Regions from separate parts of the Homo sapiens genome. Here region 2 is linked to region 1. A link is a contact called in ENCODE Hi-C or POLR2A ChIA-PET data. All regions are on one chromosome and are shown on one strand. The core of a region is the stretch at or near the end of the contact, and the rest is flanking DNA. Distances in the headings are between cores, read along the strand shown. Region 1 overlaps XYLT1 (xylosyltransferase 1). Region 2 overlaps XYLT1 (xylosyltransferase 1).

Region 1 (4,468 bases), core at 1,098-3,597:
GCCTCCTTGCTGGCCTCCGTGCTCATTTAAGGGTCTTTTCCCTTCGGAGATAACAAAAGCAGGGGTTGGTATTTGGATTTAGAAGCGACAAGGGGGTACTGTGAACCTTTGGCCACTTTGTGAGGGACAGCTGGGCTGGCCTTGCAGTGTGGCCCAATGAGAAGGAGGGATGGCCAGGAGTAAAGAGTGAAGTAGGCTCCCAGGGAAGGTGGAGCAAAAAGACCCCTAGAATGCAAGCTGCTCCCTGGACAGATAAGAAATCTAGGCCCTGAGAGCAGAAAGGACTCTCCCTGTTAGCTGGTAGCTGAGCTTGAATGAAATCCACACCCGTTTATTTCAAATGCATTCCTCTCTGTTTGTTGCTAGTGGCACCAACTCTTCGTGGGAAGGTGCCTTTTGGATGCTATCCGCCCTCTCCACAGAGAAAACCACTGAGCAAACGAATTCACAAACATTTTGAGAATATCTTCTCCAAGGAAAAAAGTAAAATTTAAGAGTGCTCCCAGAGGCTGGATTATCGTAAGCTATGGTGGCAGGGGCTAGCGGGAGGGAAGGGGGCGTGCCCTAAACAACAGTGACCACGAGTCAATAAACAGCGACCACGTGGCTGGGTGATGGTACATTGGGGTTCTCTCTACTCTGAGTGGGTCCGAAATTTCCTGCCATAACAGTAAGCTTGTAAGATCACTTAAAGGCCATGTGACCTTGGGAGAGGGATTTTACATCTCTCATCTGAAAAAAATTGGGCTCATGACATCAGCATCAGCCTCAGAGAGTGTTGGATGTGATAAACAAATTGACTGCACAGAGCCTGGTGCGGTGTCTAGCACACAGCGAAGCCTCAGCAGCCCCCTGTGGCTGCTGTCATTCCCCTTCCAAGGGCACTAGAGAAGGTGAAAATCACTACCAAGAAATACACATCAATGGCACGATTGCACATGCGCTAGTGAAACTGGACTCCCCATCTTCAGATGGCCCCTCCACTCTGCCTGTGAATTTCTGGATCAGAGCTTGGATCCCTCCGTGTCTCAGCAAGAGAGCTGGTTTATCATCAGGTCATCCGCACATAAAAGAGTGCCAGTGAAGGGAAAGAGGGAGGGGAAAAGCAAAGAGCAAGGAAAGGTGGAAAGAAGGAAGGAAGGAAGGAAGTAAAGAATGAAGGAAGGAAAAGAAGAAAGGAGGGAGGGAGGAGAGAAAAATTAGGAAAGAAGAGGACAGAAAGCAGGAAGGAATGTAGAAGGGAAGAAAGAAAATAGGAAGAAAAGAGGAAAGGAGAGAGAAAGAAAATTAAAATAAGGAAGAAAGGAAATAGGAAAGAAGGAAGGGGGAAGAGAGGAAAATAAGGAAGGGAATGAGAAGAGGGAAGAAAAGGAAAGGGAGAAACAAACCAGGAAGAAAATGAGGAAGGAAGGGAGGAAAAAGGGAGAAAGAAAATAAAGGAATGAGAAGGAAAGAAGGAGGGAAACAGGAAACATATGAGGAAGAAAGAGAAGAGAAGAGGGAAAGAAACTTTTGATGAAGGAAAACGGAAAGTTACAGAGCCTCTGAAGTTAATGCAACCAATTAGAAACCTCTCAAATCATAATCAATTACAATAATATTCATATCAATTCTAATCCCAATATTCTACTGAAAGAGAAACGAAACCATATCAATACAGCTCCCTTGGCTCCTGCCAGCATCACATCAGCTCCCGATTTCACTATAATTTCATCCTTTGCCATAAAGGCAATGGGTTAAAGCACCTACAAAAGGTAATCTGATTTTGCAAAATTTTTCTGATACAAGACTTCAACACTCAGGGAGTACTAGAACACATCAGATCTCGTGTGCTCATCTGGGGTTTGGAAAACAGGGTGGCCTTTCTCAGAAGGTCTGAGAAGGTGAGCAGAATGGGGCTGGGCAGGAGGAGGAAGTGGCCAGGAGATCCCTCTCTGAGCCAGCGGGGTTGGAACTTACCCTCGAGGGGGCAGAACCGAGTCACCTTCTCAGGCATCAGCAGCCCTAACTTGTGGCGGCAGTAAGTCTCCCCAATCTCCTGGCGGCAGTGCTTGGACTTAGCACGGGACAGGGCAGAGATGGCCTCCTTGCCTGAGATGTCACACTTAGGGGGCTGGTCATACTTGGTCTCGGGGGAGCTGCCCCCAGTTTTCCTGGCATGAGGCGGTCTGGACACATCCTTCCCGTGGCTGCTGTTGGCTGCGGCTCTGTCCCCGGGAGGCAGCACCTCACCGGGGCCTTTCCCAGGGAATGTATGTCCTTTTCCTTTCTCCTGCTGTTCCAGCTTCCTTTTCAAAAGCTCCTTCTGTCTACTCGGTGGCTTCTTCGCCAACTCAGGCTGGTGCTTCTGCTTTTGAGTCCTGGGTGCGAAGTTGCTGTTGTCGACATTCTCAAAGTCTTTGGGGACAGAGTTCTCGTTGTTGCTGTCTGTTCGCACTTTCTCTTTCGGCCGATGAGAAAAGTAGCCATCCTGGAGAAGAGGGGAGAGAAACAGAAGAGAAACTTGACTGAGAGATCATGCTAAGCAGACTGGCCTTTGAAGAGTGAGTCATACGGACTTGGAAGCCGGGGCCATAGTTTCACATCCTACTTTTGCTACTGGTTTAACCTCTGGTAAGATGGCTCTCTCTGGACCTCAGTTTCCCCATCTGGAAATAGGAGATGTTCCAACCAGAAACCAAGGCTTTTTCAAGCTCTAAAGTGCCATGACTACGATTCTCAATGCTTCTTATTAACCACACCTTTTCAAGTCAGTTTCTTTCCTTGACTGTCTTTGCCACTGGGTAACAAACATTTTGTTCCAGCGTCCCGTTTAAATTCCAGCTGAAAGTGCTGTGATGGTTTACTTAAGGGCTGGAAATGATATAATAAAGTTATAAAGGGAAAAATATTGGTAGGATATTACATACATTCCATTGCCTTTAGGACATGCTCATATATCTATGCCCATAAGAGAAATCAGACTGAGCCGTTGTAAATTCTGTGGGAAAGAAACCAGCCGCAATTTTTTTTTTTTTTTTTTAAGAGGAATGCAGCCCTTGTAGAATAAACTTTACACTAAGTCCTGGAGCAAAGCAAACTTGCGACACTCTTGTGCTTGAGTTTGGCTCTTCATGTGTGTACATGGAACAGAAGTGATGAAGTCATTTGGGGTCAAGACAAAGATCAGGAGTCATTCTGGAGACCACGCATGGCATGGATGTTTCCAGAAGGGCTGGACCCCAAACTCAGCTCCTCCATGGGTAAATGGGTCCTGGTTACTTTGATCAGTCGAATGATCAAATGCATCATTCAACCAATGCCCCAAATTGTTTCTGCAACATGTTGCTTCTGCTTAAAGCTCATTCCCAAGGCCTTAATCTGAAAGCATATCCAATGTCCTACAACACGGCCCCTGACCTCTGAAGCCACAGAGAAGAGTAATGGCTCCATATAGCTGCCCTTGTTGCTATGGAAACACAGGGGCAATGGGCGGCATCCCTGCTAGTCCTCCTTTTAAGGAGGGCTGAAATATGCCTCTTACCAGTTCCCAAGGAAAAAGGTGTCGGGGCCTGAACAGCGGATCTGCAGGGGTACCCAAGAGCAGCTGACCCTCAGCAAGGCTCCCACCCCAGCAGGTCAGCAAACAACTGCCTGTGTTTTTTATAAATAAAGTTTTATTGAAACACAGCCATACCTGTCCATTTGTGTATTGTCCATGGCTGCTTTCCTGATACAATAGCAGAGTGAATAGTTGCAATAGAAACTTTCTGGTCTGAAAAGCTTAAAATATTTCTATCCAGCCCTTTAAGAAAATGTATGCAGACCCCTGCTCTGCTGGAGTGTGAGTTAAAAGGCCTCCTCCTCTGGGACTGGGTTAGTTGCTTCTGTCCTCACCATCCATATACGACTTAGTGATGGCCTGGAGAAGAAGGTGCCCCTAGGACTGGGCGTGGTGGCTCACACCTGTAATCCCAGTACTTTGGGAGGCCGAGGCAGGTGAATCACTTGAGGTGAGGAGTTTGAGACCAGCCTGGTCAACATGGCAAAACCCCATCTCTACCAATAACACACACACACAAAAAATAGCTAGGGGTGGTGGTGCACACCTGTAGTCTCAGCTAACTCAGAAATCTGAGGCAGGAGAATTGCTTGAACCTGGGAGGCGGAGGTTGCAGTGAGCTGAGATTGCACCAATGTATTCCAGCCTGGGGGGAGAGTGAAACTGGCTCTCAAAAAAAAAAAAAAAAAAAAAAGATGCTCCTCTAGCCTCTGCTCCATTGCTCCTAGCAGTAAGCACGAATTTCTCCTATTTGTTGGAGGCTCTGACACTAAGACACCTTGTGGCCATTCTGTAAGCTGAGTACTGCTATGACTTTCATTTTGCAGATGGGAAACTAAGCACCCATGAACAAGTGACTTGCCCAGGGTCACCCAGCTAGTTGGCGGTGAAGCTGGAATTCAAACCAGGCAGATCACAGACCCCACA
Region 2 (4,468 bases), core at 663-3,162, 42 kb after region 1:
TTCGAGTTCTTAGAGAAAAGTTTCAGAAAGACGAGGGACACAGGAAGGATTCTGCTTTTCCCCCATCCTGGTGGACATGAAGGACCCAGGATAAGCTATGATGCTGCTTTATTAACGACCCTTTTTCAAAGCACTGACCCCGGCAGCAGGAATGGAATCTGGCCGCCTAGGCTTTCTGTTAATGAGATGAGAACTGAAGTTCAAAAATAAACTGTGGGAAGCCTGGTAGGGAAATACCAGATGACAAGAGGATAATCTGGTGACCAAAGGCATAAAAGGTGGCGGGGGTGGGGAGCCCACAGCTAAATCAATAACCAGGTCGGGAGGAATTTGGGGGTCAAAAGAGTGGCTTAGCTGTTAAGAACATGGTGAAAACTGACCTTGGATGGCTCCGTAAGAATCTTAGCTTTGTGGAGATATTTTTGTGCCTCTGACAAAATGCTATCTTTTAAGAAGTGTGCACAGACTTCATTTCTAGGCATGTAACCTTCACATTTAACTTGCATTTAAGCAAAATGATATGCGTGTAGGGAGGATTGCTATGGCGAGTTTTTAATTGCCAAAGACTAGAAACCACTTCAGCCTCAGCAGTTGTGGTATGGTTAAATAAACCATGCTATGTGAATGCAAATGCAAAATAATGCAGCTATTTCTTTCTTTCATTCTTTCTTTTTTTTTTTTTTTTTTTTTTGAGATGGAGTCTTGTTCTGTTACCCAGTCTGGAGTGCAGCGGCACGATCTCGGCTCACTGAAACTGCTGCCTCCTGGGTTCAAGTGATTCTCCTGCCTTAGCCTCCCGAGTGGCTGGGGTTACAGGCACCTGCCACCATACCTGGCTAATTTTCATGTTTTTAGTAGTGACGGGGTTTCATCACCACCTTGGCCACGCTGGTCTGGAACTCCTGGGCTCAGATGACTGCCCACCTTAGCCTCCCAAAGTGCTGGAGTTACAGATGTGAACCACCGCGCCCAGCCTAATGCAGCTATTAAAAAGAATGGGGGCCATGATATATATACTGAACCAGAACAATCGATGAGCTAGATAGGTAAGCGACAAAAGCAAGACACAAAATAACACGTACAGTTTGCTGCTATAAGTTAGACTGTGCTTTAAGCACCGTCTAGAGCAATCCATAAGACAATTCAGATCCTTTCTCATTAGCTGTGCAACTCTGGGTATGTTACTTTACCTCTCTGGGCCTCCGTTCCTTTCTCTCTCAACTAGAGCTTTAATAGGAGTTAGTTTGTATATCTAAAGCACATATTCTCAATAGGGATGACTGTCACCCCCACCAAGCAAGCAAAATTTGGGGGAGTATATGTGTGTGAGAAAAAAAAAATCTTAGGCTGGGCACAGTGGCTCATACTTATAATCCCAGCACTTCGGGAGGCTGAGGCGGGTGGATTAGTTGAGGTTGGGAGTTTGAGACCAGCCTGGCCAACATGGTGAAACTCTGTCTCTACTACAAATATAAAATTAGCCAGGCATGGTGGCGGGCGCCTATAATCCCAGCTACTCAGGAAGCTGAGGCACGAAAATCCCTTGAACTCAGGAGGCAGTGGTTGCACTGAGCCAAGATTGCACCACTGTACTCCAGCCTGGGCAACACAACACAACTCTGTCTCAAAATAATAATAATAGTCTTAGATATTGCAATGGTCAGCCGTCCCCCAAAGCTCAACCCTATCTGATAAAATCTTTTCCCACAGTATTTAATTTCTCTCACAAGGGAGAATTTATATTAAATTAAATTTTTCTTCTTGGGAGGGTGATAATGAAAGAAAGTAATGCTTGAGTAATACTGAGCTAAAGTACTCAGAACAGCGTGAAGCAGATGGGGTGACATTTACCTTGCAATGTCGCTGCCAAGTTTAAATACAATAATAGATGCAAAGGCCACAGTGCGAAGGCGTTTCATCAGACTCCACCGCAACAACAGGTGGCGAATGCTAATATCAACTCTCACTTCTTAGATGAAGACTCGGAGGTTTACAAAAGTGGAAAGACTAGGCCAGAGGTCAGCATCTGAGCTGGAATTTTCACCTGGTCTCTCTCTCAGACTAAGAGCTTCCTCTTTATGCTCCAGTGGTGCTTGGAGACCACATGGTCTGTTTGTTCTGGTAGCTTCCCTAAAATACATGTCAGGGCTCGGCACAGTGGCTCATGCCTGTAATCTCAGCACTTTGGGAGGCCAAGGTGGGCGGATCATTTGAGGTCAGAAGTTCAAGACCAATCTGGCCAACATGGTGAAACCCCATCTCTACTAAAAATGCAAAAATTAGCCAGGCGTGGTGGCATACACCCTAGCTACTCAGGAGGCTAAGATGGGAGAATTGCTTGAACCCACCAGGTGGATGTTGCAGTGAGCCAAGATTGTGCCACTGCACTCCAGCCTGGGTGACAGAGCAAGACTCGATCTCAAAATACTACTACTACTACTACTACTAATAATAATAATAATAAAAAAATACATGTCGAGGTCAACCCAGGCCCAGGTACCAGGATGTGTCCTTACTCTGCTGAGTATCAGCATAAGATGTCGAGTCTAGACCAGGGGACACCGTCGTAGCAGACAGCCATGAATACCTCATCCTGTCTGCTGTTAGCAAGCTGCAAAGCCTGCTGGTCCTTCCTCTTCCTCCTCTTGTGAGGCCCTCTGGAGAAATTTCCATCTGAACTGAGCACTGAGAACAGATCCACCTGCCATGAGCAATGGCCTGTGTCAATTATTTGGATACAGGGCAGTGGAAGGGACAGATTTGTTTTCCTTGATGGCAGCCAGAAAGCTCTTTGTCAAATCTCCAGTTCCCCACCATGGTGTAGGTGTTAATACCTATTCCAGCTCCAAGGTATGATGGTCCTATGGTTGTGTTTCCTTTCTTTGTCTCAGTTTTAATTTTTGCAGTCTTATTTTGTTTAGTACACCCATGCAGACTGCCATAAACCCTTCCTGAAAGAGGGATGGGTGTAAAGAGATGAATCAACAAACCACAGAACTTCAAAAGGTTCCAGAAAAAAGCCACCACTGGCACAATAACGGGTTACTCAATCCCCCAAGGCTTTTGAGGAAGACTAGGGAAGGAAGGGGTTGACCTTGGGTCTAGAATGGGTGAGGGGGAGAGAAAAGAGAAAGCGAGAGAGAGCTAGCAAGTGAGCACACATGTGACCGTGAGCTTAATGCAAGGGGATAAGCTGGGGTAGGGTTGGCAGTATGGGTAGGGAAGGGGAGTACATGGGAAAGGAAAGGGGAGGACTGGAGCTTCAGTCGTGATGGATCTTGAAAGACAGACCACTCACTGATTCCTTGGTTTACTCATTCATTCATTCAAGAACTACCATGTGCAAAGAATTGGGCTCCCTGCATGAGATACAATGATGTAAAAAATAATGACGTGGTTCCTGCCCTCATGGAAATCATATTTAGTTCAGGGGTTGGCAAACTACAGCTTTAAGACCAAATCTGGCCTGCAATCCTCTTTTGCGAACCAAAGTTTTATTGGTACACAACCACTCCCGTTCATTTGCATATTATCTACAGCTACTGTACAGCCACGCTGGCAGAACTGCTTAGCGGTGACAGAGCCCATGTGGCCAGCAAAGGCTCAGATATTTACTAATCTATCTGGTCCTCTACAGACAGTTTGCACACTTCTGCTTTAGCTGCTATTACTGTTGCTGTTGCATATTATTTGTGAGCATATAAAAATGTTTCCAATAAACAAAGAGACATGTTGATGCCCCCGTGAGTCCCCAGTTTTCTCTGCCATAAAACTGGCATAAGAGGGCCATTGTGAGGGTTCTAGGAAAAGCTCTAAGAAATAAGCCCAGAACACAGACACCTACAATCCTTTTACATTTTCATTACTAATGATATTACAATGGCTGGGAGTAAGAGGAGGAATCATTTCACGCCACATGTCTGTCTTTAAAACACATTCAGCCTTTTCACTCTGATTCTAGAAACAGGTATGATTAGTTGATCAATGGGACCTCAATCTAGACAATCCAGGCATTTGACCACATTCTCCTGATTTTTCAGATGAAGATTTTTTTTCCCATCATTTTGACATTTCTGGAACTGAGGCTTATCTTATAAACACTGTGTACATATGATTTATTAATTTGTATTTGTTAAGAGCAAATGATGTGGCAGACACACAAGATACAGGAACAAAATACATATGTGAGCAATGCATGTGTGTATATACATGTGCGTGTGTGTGTGTGTGTGTACAGGTGCATGCAGATATATATGATAGTTCATAAGACATCAATTTATGCTAACGTTGGAAGGTAAGAAGGCATAATTTATGCTTATGTTGGAAGGTAAGAAGGCAGTAACACCTTAAAGTCTGTCAGTTGGTAATAACCATCGTGGTGAAGGGAAAAAAAAGTAGATCAGAGGAACAGAGGAGAGCAGCAGTTTGCAATTTTCAGAGCAATGGCTGGGATAGCATTCCTCCCAAA

What was found. Hi-C counts contacts between places; a loop is a spot of excess contacts on that map. ChIA-PET counts read pairs that join two places held with the same protein, here RNA polymerase II (POLR2A). Pooled maps may share reads with other maps.
Region 2: a map of B cell shows a loop between it and region 1 (5-fold over the local background). The contact joins two enhancer-like sites. A Hi-C loop is called at or near these places in 7 of 168 maps with a recorded cell type or tissue (B cell, CD14-positive monocyte, GM12878 and 3 more), 15 of 37 single-sample maps with no recorded cell type and 9 of 50 pooled maps. POLR2A ChIA-PET finds 5 or more read pairs at or near these places in 5 of 52 experiments (AG04450, BJ, GM10248 and 2 more).

Annotation. Positions count from the first base shown.
Region 1 is chr16:17,257,029-17,261,496 of GRCh38, forward strand. XYLT1 (xylosyltransferase 1) reads right to left here. Exons shown (of 12, transcript NM_022166.4): 3 at 1,960-2,470. Among named protein-coding and RNA genes, the nearest start is that of XYLT1, 210 kb to the right of the region's middle. RefSeq lists enhancers at 2,073-2,122, 2,283-2,682. Within about 2 kb of position 2,348, at least 11 of the 41 ENCODE cell types and tissues checked have a DNase peak (open chromatin) inside an H3K27ac peak, as active enhancers do; they include B cell, CD14-positive monocyte, GM12878 and 1 more, where a contact is called at or near this core.
Region 2 is chr16:17,299,784-17,304,251 of GRCh38, forward strand. All of the region lies in intron 2 of XYLT1 (xylosyltransferase 1), which reads right to left. Among named protein-coding and RNA genes, the nearest start is that of XYLT1, 170 kb to the right of the region's middle. RefSeq lists a silencer at 3,631-3,700. Within about 2 kb of position 1,913, at least 9 of the 41 ENCODE cell types and tissues checked have a DNase peak (open chromatin) inside an H3K27ac peak, as active enhancers do; they include B cell, CD14-positive monocyte, GM12878 and 1 more, where a contact is called at or near this core.